2 separate regions of the Homo sapiens genome follow, and region 2 is linked to region 1. A link is an interaction called in ENCODE POLR2A ChIA-PET data of the cell type or tissue named here. Cell type or tissue: B cell. All regions are shown on one strand. Each heading gives the region's core, and the rest is flanking DNA. Links, peaks and the distances in the headings are about the cores only. Region 1 holds the start of TRP-TGG3-1 (tRNA-Pro (anticodon TGG) 3-1). Region 2 overlaps BTNL9 (butyrophilin like 9).

The links. ChIA-PET counts read pairs that join two places held together with the same protein. Peaks named below come from ENCODE experiments on the same cell type or tissue, not always from the same donor. Only the 100,000 strongest peaks of a DNase experiment are listed, where the experiment ranks them.
Region 2: POLR2A ChIA-PET joins it to region 1 with 10 read pairs; 4 of 35 experiments call an interaction of 5 or more read pairs at or near these places.

Annotation. Positions count from the first base shown.
Region 1 is chr5:181,188,582-181,196,997 of GRCh38, reverse strand. It overlaps TRIM7 (tripartite motif containing 7), which reads left to right. Exons shown (of 7, transcript NM_203293.3): 7 at 1,321-3,074. The coding sequence ends at 1,832. It overlaps TRP-TGG3-1 (tRNA-Pro (anticodon TGG) 3-1), which reads left to right and starts at 8,073; the gene lies at 8,073-8,144. It overlaps LINC01962 (long intergenic non-protein coding RNA 1962), which reads left to right and starts at 5,090. Exons shown (of 2, transcript NR_108031.1): 1 at 5,090-5,256; 2 at 5,653-5,952. TRT-TGT6-1 (tRNA-Thr (anticodon TGT) 6-1) reads left to right here and starts at 5,240; the gene lies at 5,240-5,311. It also overlaps TRIM7-AS2. RefSeq lists silencers at 4,762-5,101, 5,282-5,361, 5,982-6,111, 8,392-8,416 and enhancers at 5,122-5,301, 8,132-8,341. In B cell, for the core only: CTCF peaks have their summits at 5,667, 5,866 and 6,065; DNase peaks (open chromatin) are centred at 5,177, 5,707, 5,997, 8,057 and 2 weaker places; H3K4me3 peaks cover 4,008 bases; H3K27ac peaks cover 3,642 bases.
Region 2 is chr5:181,058,927-181,067,342 of GRCh38, reverse strand. It overlaps BTNL9 (butyrophilin like 9), which reads right to left. Exons shown (of 11, transcript NM_152547.5): 11 at 5,822-8,106. The coding sequence ends at 7,481. It also overlaps the pseudogene RPL13P10. Among named protein-coding and RNA genes, the nearest start is that of MIR8089, 20 kb to the right of the region's middle. In B cell, for the core only: no CTCF peak of the experiment used is centred there; no DNase peak of the experiment used is centred there; H3K27me3 peaks cover 3,886 bases.

The DNA of each region.
Region 1 (8,416 bases), core at 283-8,282:
TGTGGAGACGGATGTCTCGCTATATTGCCCAGGCTGGTCTCCAACACCTGGGCTCAAGCTGTCTTCCCACCTCTGCTTCCCAAAGTGCTAGGATTACAAGCATGAGCCTCTACACCTGGCCTTAACTTTTTATTATGAAAAATTTCAAACATACTCAAAAGTAGAGAGAAGAGTGTAAAGAATGTTACATACCCATCTCTCACCGTCCGCAGTGATCAATTAGTGGCCACAGTTTTCATAGACACTGCTATCCACTTCCTGTGGGATTATTTTGTTTTCTGAGACAGGGTCTTACTCTGGAGTGAGATCATGGAGTACAGTGGCCTGATCTCTGCTCACTGCAACCTCTGCCTCCTGGGTTCAAGCGATTCTCATGCCTCAGCCTCCCAAACAGCTGGAATTACAGGCACAGGACACCATGCCGGGCTAATTTTTGTATTTTTAGTAGAGAAAATACAAAACAAGTTTTCCGCCATGTTGCCCAAGCTGGTCCCAAACTTCTGACCTCATGTGACCCATTGGCCTTGGCCTCCCAAAGTGCTGGTATCGCAGCTGTGCACCATCTCACCCGGCCTCCACTGTATTATTGTTATTATTATTTTTATTTTTGAGACAGAGTCTTGCTCTGTCGCCCAGGCTGGAGTGCAGTGGCGTGATCTCAGCTCACTGCAATCTCCACCTCCCGGGTTCATGCCATTCTCCTGCCTCAGCCTCCCGAGTAGCTGGGACTACAGGCGCCCGCCACCACGCCCGGCTAATTTATTTTATTTTTTTATTTTTAGTAGAGACGGGGTTTCACCATGTTAGCCAGGATGTTCTTGATTTCCCGACCTCGTGATCCACACACCTTGGCCTCCCAAAGTGCTGGAATTACTGGCGTGAGCCACTGCGCCTGGCCTACTGTATTATTTTAAAGCATCAGAGACAACATATCATTGCCATAAATACCTCAGTGTGTTATCTCTAAAGAAACAGACTTTGTAAAACATAACCACAAAGCAGTCCTCACACCTGGACAGATTAATGATTCTTTCCAATGTCTAGCATTCAAATATCCCCATCTGTTGAATTGGGGTTCAAACCAGGCCCACACATTGCATTTGTTTGATTTCAGTAAGTACTTGTTGAGTGGTCGGGGCGGGGGGAAGCAAAATCTCTGGGAGGCAGAGCGTGGGGGTTGGTTGGGCCTTGGCGCTGGGTGCTGGGGGGATTCTAGAGGGAAAGGCAGGCAGGTTGCAAAGCAAGGTCGGGCGCGGCCCTGCAAAGACTGTGCCAGGGGCCTGGCTGCGTGGGGACATTTCTCCCTGTCTCTGTCTGCAGTGGAGCTCACCTTGGATCCCGACACGGCCAACCCGCGCCTCATCCTCTCTCTGGATCTTAAGGGCGTGCGCCTCGGCGAGCGGGCCCAGGACCTGCCCAACCACCCCTGCCGCTTCGACACCAACACCCGCGTCCTGGCGTCCTGCGGCTTCTCCTCGGGCCGGCATCACTGGGAGGTGGAGGTGGGCTCTAAGGACGGCTGGGCCTTTGGCGTGGCCCGCGAGAGCGTGCGCCGAAAGGGCCTGACGCCCTTCACTCCCGAGGAGGGCGTCTGGGCCCTGCAGCTCAACGGCGGCCAGTACTGGGCCGTGACCAGCCCCGAGCGGTCGCCCCTCAGCTGCGGGCACCTGTCGCGCGTGCGGGTGGCCCTGGACCTGGAGGTGGGAGCCGTGTCCTTCTACGCTGTGGAGGACATGCGCCACCTCTACACCTTCCGCGTCAACTTCCAGGAGCGCGTGTTCCCGCTTTTCTCTGTTTGCTCCACGGGCACCTACTTGCGAATCTGGCCTTGAGGGGCACTGCTGGGGAGCTCCTGTCTCTGGGCTGCCGGTGGGAGGGGATGTCGCCTCCCCAGAGATGCCTGGTCCGTCTTGGGTCTGCCCTCCGTGCTCCTGACCCCTGCTGCCCAAGAGAGCCTGCTACAGACACAACCCCGAGGCAGGAGAGTGACTGTGGCCAACCGAGCAGGGGAACAGGGGCTTTGGACTCCTGAGGGTGTTCCCTTCCTGAGGTCACATGTGGATTTGGCCAGAGCCTTCAGGAGGTGGAGGCCGGTGAGGTCAGGAGCCCAGCTCTCCAGGGGGCTTCTGCCCTGACTGGGAAGGGTGCCTGGCTCCCTAAAACAATGTCAAAGCCAGTCCTGCTGTTCTCTGTTGCCAGGGGGCAGGTCTGGGCCTGGGCCAACCACGTTTGTTATCATGGCTGCTGCCTTCTGGACAGCTGCCAGCTCTGCCTTGAGAGGTTGTGGGACCTCTGGATCCAGCTGACCTGACAGGTCATCTACTCAGGGAGGAGCCCTGTGCTCCCAGCTCAGAGGACAGTCTGGGCCAGAACTGGAAGGAGACATCTGTCCCGTCTTTGAGTGACAAGCCCGGGACAACAGCCAGTGGGCATCACGGCTCTCCAGCACTCCTTAGCCGGAGGATACAGAGTGATGGGTGCATCCTGACCAATGCGACAACCAACACGTGCTCTCACAAACCCCTGACTCCCGCACTTTCCAGTGCCAAAGTACAAACGCTGCTTGGATAAGGAGAGCAAAGCTTCTGGAACTTTATTTACTCTTTCTTTTTAATTTTCTTTTAAGAGACTGGGTCTTGCTATGTTGCCCAGGCTGGTCTTGAACTCCTGGCCTCAAGTGATCCTCCAGTTTCCATCTCCCTAAGAGCTGGGATTACAGGTGTGAGCCGCTGTACCCGAACTTTTTTTGTTTTTGCTTCTGGAACTTTGAAACACAAAACACAAGTTGGCACTTACAATTTTAAAGATGCAGCCAGCTCTAAACAACACACAGAGCACAAATATGCTCCTGACGGACTCAGGAAAATGCCAACAGCAGAGCACCCTGGTGCCAAGGCCTTCTCAGCCCATGCCCTGGAGGGCATTCCCCTGGCCAGCCTCAGCCCCTTGTCTACTTGTTCTCCAGCTTCTGGGTAGCTGGGCTTCTGGAAGGGTGGCAGTGGGCTACTCCCTGCTCAGCGCTCCCCTGGGAAGGGGGTGAGGAGATGAAAATGAAACTATGAGCTGTCTTTGGAGTTGGCTTGGCCCATTTTCTACTCCCTAGATCTGAGTGCAGGAGCGTAAGTGTGATCAGGGTTTCTGCCAGAGTGAATGAGCATGCATGTTTCTGTGTGGGAGGAGTGTGTATTTGTATCTCACCTTTCTTGGGGGTGTGTGTGTGTATTTTGGAGAGGGCATTTATGAGCATGTGCATAAGGTTCAGGTGTTGCAAACAGACCCAAGTCAGTCTGGTCATACCCTATTGTTGATTTGTTGTTAAATACTGACCACCTCATATTTAGACAAGGGCCACAGGTTTCTTCTCTCACTACCTGGCTACCAGGCTAGATGAACAGAATACCAGACTCGGACCTAATTCTGTCCCACACAAGTTATTTAGACAGAGGTGCTGGCAAACAGGGGCAATGATAGCTGAATAGCCCTGTGTCATGGAGCTTCAGTGCTCTGTCTCTGAGGTGCTTCAAGCTCACCTGGCATATAGGGTTCTCGTGGGGCAGCCACAACACTATCCCAGAGGCAGGCCCAGTTGACACAGCACCAGACAATCAGAATACCGCATCCTCCAGGCTGAGGACAGGGTCATTTCAAAGTCCTGCCTACAGAAGCATTCCAGAGAGTGAATCCTATGTCCTGCTCATACATGGAGAGCAGCTCTAAAACCGGGTAGCCAATTCAGGCATTTGAATACCACTGATTTCCACAAGGAAAACCGATCTCTAACATTAATTTCCTAACTGAATCACCTATTGTTACCGTTAAGCCTTAATGTTATCTGGCTTGTATGGCTTTTTGATTAAGTATCATAATTCCCTTTGTACCATCCAACAAATGTGCTGGGCATCACAACACACATTACAGGTCCCAGAAAGTACCATGTCTGGTGAAGGTGTCACATGAGGGTCAGGTCTGGGGACTGGGAGTAGCTGTCCGCATGTTTATTTTCCGTTTTTGTGTCCATGAGTGCAATCGTGTGTCTATCAGAGTGTGTGTGTTTGCAGAGTGACTACATATATAGCTATGTATCTTAAGAAATGTAACAACAGTTACTGTAACAATTGCATAGAGAAGGGAACAGATGTTCTTTCTTGCTAACCAGGGCAGTACAGTAACTTGGATGTCAGGATGCTGGTGTCCTCGAGGGCATGTGTGTGCATTTCCCTCTCCTAGACTCTGGGCATCATAAACTCTAGGGACCTCTGGGTCTGTGAGAACAACTGGCCTAACTTGGGCCCTTCTTATTCAACCCATCAGTCCTAGCTGCTGACCCATAAGCGCAGGCCTCTGCCGCCAGACCCTCACAGGGACCCTCAGCATCCAGAATGGGGGGCACCTAGAGGCCCACCTCTGGCCTGGCCGCCCAGTGACCCAAGTCACCCGGCATTGCAGGGAGCACAGGGCAGGCTAGGCCACCAGACCAAGGTCCACCTCCTACACCCACCACTTTCTGTCCTTTGCCAGGCTGAGCCCTCATCCTTTTCCCCTCTCCTCCGGCCCGTGGGCCCTTTAAGGGCCCTGACAGAACATGTCAGGGTGTACCCTAAAAGCTGCCTTTTCCTACTTCATCCAAATGTGAGACGGGGCTGGCACCCACCCGCAACCTCGCCTGGACCCTTCCCACCCCAGCGCCTCCAAACACCTGGCCCTCCTGATTCCCCGCCTCCCCCGCCACACTCCCGCTGGGCCTCCACCTCCTGATGACCCCACTGTTCCCCCACCGCCCAGCTCGCCCCAGGTCCCGCCCTAACCTCTCGGATCTGGACTCCCTGCAGGACGGGCGCACTGACACCCTTCCCTGACCTTTCCATAGCCTTGACCTGGATCCCCGCTTCCTCACGCACAGCAAGACGCAAAACGTGCTCCCCAATCCTGCGCACGCCCTTCCCTGGCCCCCGCCCCGCCCAAGGCCCGGGGCGGTCCTCACAGCTCGGAGCTCGGCGGTGCCGCCCCGCCCCGACAGCTCCCGCCCGCGCGCGCGCCCAACGACGGCACTGTCTTCGCGGAGCCCTCTGCCGGGACTAACGGCCGTTCCGTGCCACGGACGCACGGGCAAGATGGCTGCGGCCGTGGGAGGAGCTTGGGTCCAGCAGCCACAGAACTCGGCCGAGGGTTCAGCGGACTGCGGCTGCGCGGCGCCGGCGACAGCGTCAACTGCTTTTGTGTCAAAAGGAAACCAACAGCCGGCTCCATAGCTCAGGGGTTAGAGCACTGGTCTTGTAAACCAGGGTCGCGAGTTCAAATCTCGCTGGGGCCTGCTTCCGTCTTTTCCTATTCTTTCCTTAAAGATAGAAAAGTGGAAGATAGGCAAGCCTACTTCCGCCTTCCTGGGAGGCCAGAGCCTGGCGGAGTCACTTTCTTTTTGCCTCTAAGATACCCACCGCGCAAGGCTACTTTCCTACCACTTCCTTATCTCTTGAAGAGTCAGACCCACTGCGGGCTTCCTTTTCCATCACGGGTTCCCTGGGCCCCGCGCGCCCTCTCCCCACGACCCCGCTCACTTCCTTCTGCGCGCTCCCCGGGAGCGTCTTTCCGCTTCTCTCCGGTCTTCCCACTCCAGCTAGGGACTCGCCCTCGTGTCTCCTTCCCTCTCTCCAGGGGGAGACGATGGCACTACCGCGCCCCTTCCCGCCATGCGTTTGTTTGCGGCGTTCCCCGACGCGCGCGCTGAGGCTCTGGTCTGCGGCTCTGCGCTTGGCGGCTGCGCGCCCTCGGCCTTCGGGTCCCCGCCGCCTCCGTGCTGCAAGGTCTGATTTCTTCCTGTGGAGTTAACACGGAAAAGCGCAGACGGCCACATTCATGACCCGGGAGTAACGGCTCTACCTGTCACATTCGCTTTCAGCCTAAAACAAAATTTTAGTTTATTTTAGACAAAATATATAACTAAGGTATGCTGGCCTTCTGACTGATTTATTCTTGCTGTTAACGGAAGTGTAGAAAGTGAGCCCAAGTCCTCAGTGAACAGTGGGGGCGCTGCCCAGGTGCAGGACTGGCCCCCTGGGGGTCTCGGGACGGCTCCCGCCTCCGTCTTCCCCGCACCGCGCACTTTGGAGGCCTGGGCACAGGTGGAGGCGGCGCTGGGTCCCGCCGTACACTCCCCTGTCGCAGGCGCCCTCTCTCCAGCCGGAGGGAACCTCAAAAAAGCTCTGAGCGAGTCCCCGTCCCAGGTGGGGCCGCGGCTTATACCGGGACCACTCCAGGGTAGCTCAAGGTTCGAAAACGGAATCCCTGTCCGGTGAACCAGAGAAGAGAAAATCGCTCGGGGCCACCTGGGTAGAGACCGGAGGGGTGACTGCCTTGACTGGGAGGCGTGGAGGAGCGAGCGGGGTCTGCGGCTCCGGCCGGGAGGTATGCGCTTCCCTCTCTCACCCATGCCTGCTCCGGTCCAAAGAGCCGAGACCGTGGGTCAAGACCGGGATGGATTCGCTCGGGAGAGGCCAGGAGCCTGCCAGCACGTTCGGGCACTAGCGCTCCCGGGGCTCCTCGGACTCGTGGACCCCGAAACGCCTGCCCCACAGGAAGATCACCCCACTGTAGAAGTCGGGTCACGGGGACCAGTGGCGAGCTACCTGACGGCTTAACTACAGATACCCTCCCGACGAAAGCCGTGGACTCCCAGGGTGCGTGCGTCTGCTTGTGTGTGGGGGTGTTGGCAGGCGGTCCCCATAATCATCGAAGAGACAGGTGGATGAACCTCAGGCCTCGCACTCGGGGGCTCTCAGAGTCTGGGCGTTACAGCCGCTCCCGTACACTCACGGGTCACCTGGCTGAATCAGGTGGGATCTGGGTGAGGTGCCGGGAGGTCTCCCAGGCTGGCGCTCCTGTCCAGCTGCTGGGGGAGGCGTGGGTGCGAGGCTTGGGACAAGGGAGAGCTATGCCGGGTGGGGAGGACCCTTGGGGCGGGTCCGTTCACCTGAAATGTTCACTGCTGGAAGAGCCGAAAGCCAGCCACGGCACCCAGGGGAGTCCAGCGTGGAGAGGCAGAGAGGAGGGGCGAGGACAGTGGCGGTCGCAGACGGCGGAGCAAGATCGCCGAGCGTGCGAATGGAAAAATGAGCATTGTTTCCTCGGAGTAGCTTAACCACCATCCCACGCTGTTTTACAGCAGTGTAGGAAATGTCTCTGCTGGTGACACAAAAATAAACCTGTGCATCAGCTCTGAGTAGATTATCGCGAATTTTACAGCAGGAAACCGCATCACTATTTTTACTACTAAATAAACCAGTGCAATTAAAGTGCGCAGGGCGAGAGTAGGTCTGAGGCGAGAAAAGAGGAGCGCGCCCGCCCAGCTCGAGCCTCAGGCTTGCCCTGTGCTGGAGGCGGCCCGGGGGCAATCCCGGGAGAATGCTGCGAGGGCTGTGAGCCAGGACCCCGACTCTGCACCGCGGGAGCGCGCGCGCGTGGGTCCCAGCCTCCGAGCTGTGCAACAACCCCGTGGCTAGAGTCTCCACGAGAAGACAGAGTTCCTGGTCATCGGTCGTTTCCGCCTTACACTTTCCTACATTTCCTGAAGATTTTGCAAATGGGTATGCACTGTTTATTATCTTTTCATAAAACGGTAAGAGCGGCTTCTGGGGGCTCCTCACCCAGCCGGTCCGGCGTTCCTTCCCTCTCAGCACTGCGCTCTCTCCCGAGCCCTCCGGCTCTACCAACCTCTGTGTCCTGCCCCTGGGCCTCAAGATTTGCGCCTTTCTTGGACTCGCTTGGGAAGGGGCGCCCAGGCTGCAGAACGGATGGACGCTCCTGCCTGCTACTCGAGTGGATCGAGCAGGGAGGCGCTCATTCGGATTCCAGGAGACCAGAGGACACAGGACATAGGGAGCGTTTACCCTGTGTGGAGCTACCTGCGGCTGAGAATTAGTGGCAGACGCGGAGATGGGCAGCGGGGACAAGTTGGGCTTGGGAGACTATAAGACCTTGAGAATGGGTTCAAGCTGCCAGACGGAAATCCGCCTTTTCGGTGAATCGAGCCATGAAGAACACAATCATGAAAAGATTCAGCGAGCAACTAGACAGCCGGCTCGTTGGTCTAGGGGTATGATTCTCGCTTTGGGTGCGAGAGGTCCCGGGTTCAAATCCCGGACGAGCCCACTTTTTCATTTTTTTTTTTCCATTTCAACTGAAGTTCTTCTTGTTCAAATCCTGGATGAGCCAGCTTTTTAAATTTCAACTAAATTTTGTGTTACCTTGACAGTTTTGATCCCGAAAGATGTCCAGCGGAGGCATCACCAAGATTTCCGGGAGTGCTGGGGATTGGAAAGAATCGTGGATAGGAGACTAAGCGAGCCGTCCCGGAAGCAACAGTTGCTGTGAAGACTTTGGGCACAGACCTGCACGTGAGAGTATGCTCTTGAGGGTTGTG
Region 2 (8,416 bases), core at 285-8,284, 130 kb after region 1:
ATCTCCTACAATTGCATTTTAGTTTATCTCTCCCTTTAAATTATTTTAAATTTGCTTTATATATTTAGGTGCTCTAGTTTTGGGCGCATATATATTTATAATTGTTATATCCTCTTAATATTGAAATATTATTACATAATGACTTTCTTAATCTCTTTTTACAATTTTTGACCTAAAGACTATTTTGTCTGATACAAGTATAGCTAACCCTGCTATCTTTGTGTATCCATGCACATGGAATATCTTTTTGCAAGTTGTATTTTTGTCTATTACTTTACTGCCCTATCAATTCTTTATTTTTAAAGTGAGTTGTCTGTCAATCTCTTCTTTTTAATAGAAGTGTTTATTCTGTTTGTAGTCATTATAGCTATCTCTCTGGTAAGATTTAAATCTAACATTTGCTTTTTGTTTTCTACGTATCTGTACCCTTTTCAAAAAACACAATTCCTCCTATTTGCATCCTATTGGACTAATCAAAATTGTTTGGTATTTTATTTTATCACCTCTATTGATTTTTTCAGTATAAATCTTCATCTTTTGGCATTTTATTTTATTGTTTTTTTCTTAACTTTAGAATTCACACTATGCAGTCTCCATATACTTCAGTCTACCTGGATTTGTTGTAACAATTTACAGATGACATAGAAAATTGAAAATGTTACATATCTTTTTGTGGAAAGGTCCCACTTTCAGGCCAGGGAGGGCCTTGAAGGCTGGGCTGCCAGTCCTGCGGACCTGAGTGGGGACTCGTGGTGCCTCTTCTGGACCCGCCTATGGCCACCCATGGACCAATCGGCATGCACTTCCTCCCCTCTAAGGCCTATAAAAGTCCCGAGACCAGCCAGAGCAGGCCAGAGAAGGACCACAAAACAAAGAGGGCAGAGAGACGACTGTACAGACGACCAGCTGGAGAGAGAATAGTACTCTCTCCACTGAAAGCTTCAGAGACCTGCCGGCAGAGAGGACGTATTTTCTCTGCTATGAGAGCTTCAGAGACCTGTAGAGACATCCAAATGACTTGCCTGTGGAGAGGAGCTACCCTCTTCAGGGCCTCCTTTCTGCCGAGGACTGAACACTCCATGGGCAACCAGCCTACAGTGAGGAGCTACTCACTCCTCTGAGCTGTTGGAACACTAAATAAAACTCTTCTTCACCCCTCACTTGTCTGTGTATGATACAGGAAAAGAACAAGAATTTGGGCAAAGTGCCACAGCCACAGAGGTTTCCAGGAGATACACCAGCAAAATCAACACCCCAGAGATCCCATAACACTACCACCAAAGAGCTTCCCATCCTCAGGCGCCCTCAAGCAGCAGAAGCCTCCCAACCAGGTTCAGCACTGGTGTATTCTGTACACTGGACGGAGATACACACGAAAGTGCTGCAATCACCCTTTTCCTACTTTTGAGGGTTAGCTGCATGGAAAATGTGAACGATAGGGAGAAGGACATCCACCATGTGCTATTTGTATACACTTGCATGGGGCCGCTTGCAGGAGGGAAACGTGGGTTTTTACTCTGCATGCTCCAGCCTTCTGGGCAGCCTCTCCCGGGGCCTTCATGGTTCACAAAATGTATACCTGAATGTCTCAGGTCTCTCTCAGTTTAAGGCTGGGTATTGGACCCTCCCACCCCCTTTTTTTTTTAAGTCCCCGGAGGGTATTTATTTTCTCTTTTCAACATCCTGTTCTGCAGCTTGCATCAGCTCTCCATATGCCGAAGAGCCAGGTGTTGGCACAGGCCATGTGGAGACTAGCAAAGGCTTTGGGGCAAAGGCTTTGAAGTTCTCCTCCTCGGTGATGATTTAGGCTTTCTCCTTCCTGTAGACATACCTGATGGGCATAACGGGTCTGGTCAATCTGGTGGCCAATTTCAGTTCTGCTGAACTGTCTCTCTTCTTGGGGGCCAAGGGCTTCCTGGGGAGAGGATGAGTTTGGTCCCATGCACCTTTAGGTGCCGTGCATTGGCCTGCGGGACTCAGTGGACTTGTTCTGTCATCTTGGCTCCACAGAGATGCCAATGGTTTGGCCCAGCTTCTTGTGAATGCCAGCTACCCTTAGCTCCTCCAAGCTGCAGACCCTGCCTACTTTGGTATGATGCCTTACCACGAGACACCTTACTATGGGCTGGATGGGCCCAGGAACGGGGGTCGGGGTGACGGGATCTTTGGCTGGCTGGTTGAGCCACATGGTTGTGTGCCGCTGTCAGCCCTTGTGAGAGAGGGGTTTGAACTTAATGCCACTCCAGCTGGGGCCCCTGGCTGCCTACAGCCCTCCTGCACTGGAAAACAGCCTGCCCATCATTTAAAGTGGGCTGATGGTGTCCACTGATTATTTAAACACAGTTTAGCATTGTTTTTTATATTAGCTGTATGTTTGCTTTTCTTATTTATCACATAAATACAGTCTTAAAGGAATAATAGCTACAGATGGAGAGGGAACATATTTTTAATGTTATCACAAAAACATTCATGAGTAAGAACCCTAAATATTCTCACACTAATGCAAATGACTCTAGAAAAAAAAACTTCCATTTTCTGAATATCATGTGTTAATTAAGGGGAATAGCTTTCTCCCAACAGGTGACCAAGAATATTTTCATAAGCTTAAAATGCACTTATCTGACTTGATGGAGAAACAAATTACAATCTCCCTCTAGAATTGCACAAACAATGGTCTCTGGAGCTGGCATCTCATGAGAGCTGATCATGGGTGTCTCTTCCTGCTATGGTCTGAATGTGTCCCTCTCCACCATGCCCCACTCACATGTTGAAATCGTAACACCCAATGCAATGTAGTAGGAGGTGGGACTTTTGGGAGGTGCTTAGGTCATGAGGGTGGAGTCCTTATGATGGGATTAATGCACTTGTAAAAACAGACCTGTTAGAGGCTGGGTGGCTCACGCCTTTAATGCCAGTCCTTTGGGAGGCCGAGGAGGACAGATCATGAGGTCAAGAGATCGAGACCACCCTGGCCAACATGGTGAAACCCTGTCTCTACTAAAAATACAAAAATTAGCTGGGTGTGGTGGTGCATGCCCGCAGTCCCAGCTACTCTGGAGGCTGAGGCAGGAGAATCACTTGAACCCAGGAGGTGGAGGTTGCTGTGAGCTGAGATCGCGCCACTGCACTCCAGCCTGGCGACAGAGTGAGACTGTCTCAAAAACAAAAAACAAACAAAAAAAACAGAAACAGACCCTGGTAGGGGCTGGATGAGGTAACTTATGCCTGTAATCTCAGCAGTTTGGGAGGCTGAGGTAGGTGGGTCACTTGAGGCCAGGAGTTCCAGACCAGCCTGGGCAACATAGCAAGACCCTGTCTCAATTTAAAAGACAAAAATATAAACGGACCCTGGAGAACTCTCTTGCTGTCTGCCATGTGAGGATACAAAGCAAAGCAGCAGTTTGCAACCCAGAAGAGAACCCTCGCCAACCCTGACCGTGCTGGGACCCTGATCCTGGACTTGCAGCCTCCAAAACTGTGAGAAATAAATTTCTGTTGTTTACAAGCCACTCCGTGTATGGTATTTTGTTACAGCAGCGAGAGCTGACTAAGGCACTTCTTCCGTGTGTGGTATTTTGTTACAGCAGCGAGAGCTGACTAAGGCACTTCCTCCATGTGTGGCATCTTGTTACAGCAGCGAGAGCTGACTAAGGCACTTCCCCCGTGTGTGGCATCTTGTTACAGCAGCGAGAGCTGACTAAGGCACTTCCCAGTCTGCCCTCAGTGGTGTCACATCTTTAGCTTGAAATCAACCATAGTGGGAGGACTTGCACCAGGGAAATTGGCTCAATATTTTTTTTTTCAGAAAGCCAGTTTTTTTTTTTTTTTTTTTTTTTTTTGAGACAGAGTCTCACTCTGTCGCCCAGGCTGGAGTGCAGTGGTGCAATCTCGGCTCACTGCAAGCTCCGCCTCCCGGGTTCACGCCATTCTCCTGCCTCAGCCTCCCGAGTAGCTGAGACTACAGGCACCCGCCACCGCGCCCAGCTGATTTTTTATATTTTTAGTAGAGACGGGGTTTCACCGTGTTAGCCAGGATGGTCTTGATCTCCTGACCTTGTGATCCACCGCCTCGGCCTCCCAAAGTGCTGGGATTGCAGGCATGAGCCACCGCGCCCAGCCTAGAAAGCCAGTTATTAAACATTTATCAGACACCACTGCATTTCTTTATCATTCTCTCTCTCTTTTGTTTATATTACTATATGTCTTAATGAACCATTTGAAAATAAGGTATAAACATCATAATCCTTTACCCCTTAATATGTAAGTGTGCATTTTCTTAAAAGCATTCTTCTACATCAAAATGAGGAAATTAACATTTATCCAATATTATTATCTAATCCACACACCTCTTTCAAAATGCCCTTTTTTCCCCCAATAATCTCCCCCCGCCGGACTCGAGCAATCATTCCACCTTAGCCTCCGAAAGTGCTGGGATTACAGGCCTGAGCCAATTTGTCTGGCCCAGTGATGTTTTTTATAGATCCAGGATCCCATCCAGGGTCACCTGTTGCACTTAGTTGTCCTGTTTCCTTTAGTCTGAAGCAGTTCCTTAGTGTTGTCCCGTCTTTCATGACCTTGACATTGTTGAAGAGTACCAGTCAGTTTCTGTGATGTTTCCTCCTGATTTATGCATTTTTGGGTGCAGGAATACCTCAAAAGTGATGCCGTTTGTATTCTGCATTGTATCAGGAAGAATGTGATGTAAACTGTTTTCGCATCTGGTGATGTTAACTTTTGTCATTTGGCTAAGGTGGCGCCTGCCAGCCTCCTCCACTGTAAAGTTAATTGGTACGTGTTTTGTACTTATGAGTTAAGAAGTAATATTTTCAGACTCCTATTGTAGGGCAGAGCTTTCTCTTCTCTCCATGAATTTGTTTATGTATGTATGTATGTATGTATGTATATCAGTGGGGAAATATACATATGGATTCCTATTTGATTCAGGGGTTCAAAATCCATTCTGACGTCTAAATCCATTCGACATGGCTCTTCTGTGCAACCTACTTCCTTATTTTCTGGTGTAGGATATTGTAGGCTCTCCTTGTATTTTCCCTGCCCCAGCCTTGGACTCAACCATTTCTCCAAGGAGACTTTATTCCTTTTACTGAAAATCGTACTAAAAACTAAGTTCTGGGTCTCGGTGTGCCCGTTGGTACTGGGGTGTTATTGTTGCTAAGCCTTCAAACAAGACAGAGCTGGGAACGATCTGCATGCACCCACACATATCTGTGTATCTGTCCACGTGTGTGCGTGCATTCCATCTCTCTACATGCAGTAAAACCCACGCATTCACATTGATACATCTCATTCCAGTCCACCTCAGAGTCACCCTCATCCTCTCCTTTCCCCTTTCCGTATTTCGTATTTCCCTTCACTGACAGCGAAACCCGACTCTCAGCGCACTTAGTGAATTCCCGACTCTCAGCGCCACTTAGTGAATTTTTTTATTTGTGCCACCTCCCTCTGGTACGTAACCGAACTCCCGGGCCTGTGGGGCGAAAGCTCATCCCAGAGGTGTCCCTGCCCCATCCGTTCCCATCCTGGTGCTAAAGGCCCTAGTAGAAATCTCAGTCCCCATGAAGAGGAAAAGAAAAGGAGAGGGAAAGAGGGAAGAAGGAGGAAAGACCAGTTAGAAAGCTTGGCTGCGGACCAGTCTCCCTTCCTCATTCCCCCTTTCAAACAAGACGGGCAAGGAAAGCTCTGCCTGGATTAAGGGGAAGGGGATGAGAGCCATATTTACTTACTCTGAAACAATGGCCTAGGAGATCGTCCAGCAGTTTCATTATAGCTCCTTTCAAATGAATGATTTTGAATATGAGTATTTAAAAAAAGTGTTTTCCCCTTTATTACAGAACTGATACATATACATTATTGAACATTAAAAAATACAAAGAAGACATTTTAAGAATGCAATTACCAAACATTTTCCCATCCAAAGATAATCACTTAGTTTTTTGGTGTATCCTTCTCCCCGCCACCCAACTCTTAGTTTGCAAAATTTCAAACCCACAGCAAAGCCACATTGATAGTACAATGAACATCTGTCGACCAGTCACCTAGAGTCACCAAGTGTTGTCATTTTACTACATTTGACTTGTCTCTTTCTTTCTTTATATTCATATGTTTTATATTTTTCCACTTAGTCACTGGAAATTCAGTGGCAGACACTGTGGTAATTAATATCTAAAAACTTCAGTATGTTTGCTAAGAACAAGAATGTTCTCCTACATAGCCACAGTACAAATGTCTCACTCTGAAAATGAAGCCAGGCACAGCGGCTCATGCCTGTACACCCAGCATTTTGGGAGGCCCAGGTGGGAGGATTGCTTGAGCGCAGGAGTTTGAGACCAGCCTGGGTAACAAAGTGAGACCCCCGTCTCTATAACGCACTTAAAATTGGGCATGGTGTTGTGTGCTGAGGTGGGAGGATCACTTGGACCCAGGAGGTTGAGGCTGCACTCCAGCCTGGCCGACAGAGACAATGTCTTGGGGGTAGGGGGTGAAGAACACTTCTTTCCCCAGTTGTCAAACTAATAATGTCCTTGGTCCCATCATTGATGATGTTAAATTTAATCACTTGGATGATCTGGTAGATGTCTCCATTGTAAAGGTAACCTTTCCCCTTTCAAACTTATAAGTAGTGTATAAGGTTACTGCTTTGAGACTGGAAACAGCCTGTTCTCCAAGACTCTCACCAATAATTAGATTTCACCTCCAAAAGAAACCTTCCTGTTTCTCCTTTTTAAAAAGAAATTTGAGTATCAGCATGAACTCATGGATTATGTTTTTATTCAGTGTGTTATAATCTCTCCTGTCATTATTCATCCTGATGTTCAAATTGTCCCACAATTGGTCAGTGAGGCCCCTTCGGCCTGGCTCCCTACCCTTTTGCCGGGTTGCCGTCACGTTTTGAGCCTTTATTTTACTTCACCACACACAATGCTCCAGGCTCACCTTGAAATTTTTGCCCCGGCTCCAGAAGCAGCTGTTCCTCCAACTTCATTTTAATGGGAAATGGTTTTTAAAACTAGGATCTGAGCCTTACTTAGGTGAACTCGTTGCTTACGAAGTGTTATTGCATCTCGACCTTTTTAGAGCTAGCAAACATATACAAAAAATATAAAACTATACAAATTAACTGATCCCTCTAAGGCAGTCACCAAAGTTTTCTCCCTTCTTTCTTCCATGCTGGCTTCTTGCCCACCGCCCACCGTGAGCACCCCAGCTCTGAGCGACGTGGATATATTTGTACTCCTTCGCTCAGTCCCACAATCCACAAACGAGCTTTGGACTTGTCTCCTTTCCTTGAAGAAAATCGCACTACACATACACATCTACGTAGGCAAAGGTCCCTCTCTTTGTCCCCCTCGCTGACATTTTGGCTGGTGCACCTGCTCCCTTCAGACGGAGCAGGAGAGCAAAGCGCTGGCCTGGGATCCAGGGGGCCCCCCGGGGCCAGTCCCGCGGCCACGAGGGCGCCTCACCACCAGTCCAGGGCGGGGTCCGCGGGCTCATAGGGCTGTAGCCAGGTGTCACTGTCGTTCTCTTCGGGGACGCCCGTCCCTCTAACCGGCAGCGGGCAGATGGTCAGGGGATCCGGATGTTCGCCGCCGTCGTGGGCCCTGGGCCTGAAGTACGCACAGAGCGCGCCCGAGAAGGTGTCGTGGAAGGTGAAGATGTGGGAGCCGTCGGACACGTTGAAGAAGGACAGCTCTCCGGCCTCGTAGTCCAGGAAGACGCCCAGGCGCCGCGGGGGCACGCGCAGGGTGAGCGCGACGCGGTGCGGGGCCAGGACGAAGTACTCGCAGCCGTTCCACAGCCCCAGCACCCAGTAGCCGGCCGCAGGGCTCAGGCGCGCAGGCCCCGCGCGCGGCACCGCGGCCAGGCAGGCGCCCAGGAACCAGCGGCTGCGGCGGCCCACGTGCACCTCCCAGTAGTGGCGGCCGGCGGAGAACCGCTCCAGGCTCAGCGCGCACGTCTGCTCCGAGAACCGCTGCGGGTGGCCAGGCGCCGGGCCTGGCGGCGCCCCGCGGGAAGACACGCTCTTGCCATCCTCCGACACCTCCAGGCTGGGGTGCGCCGAGGCCGGGTCCAGCGTCACATCCACTGCGCAGAGCCACAGCGTTAGTGCCCGCCCGGGACGGTCTGGGCCCCGTCCGTGTCTTCCCCAAGGCGGACAAACCTCTCGTTTCTCTTGGTGGAATAATCGAGGAAATGAACCCCTTACCCCGACCCTCACCCCTGCAAACCCCCTCCCCAGGACTGAAGTGGCATGTGTCAGTCACTCCTGAGTGTTTGATAGTGACAAGGAATCCTGTCCTTTCCTGAACTGGAAGGTCCCTGAATTCCATACCAGAGATAGCAAAGGAAGTAGGCTGGCGGGGAGGGAGCCACGTCCCGGTCAAGGGGAAGGACC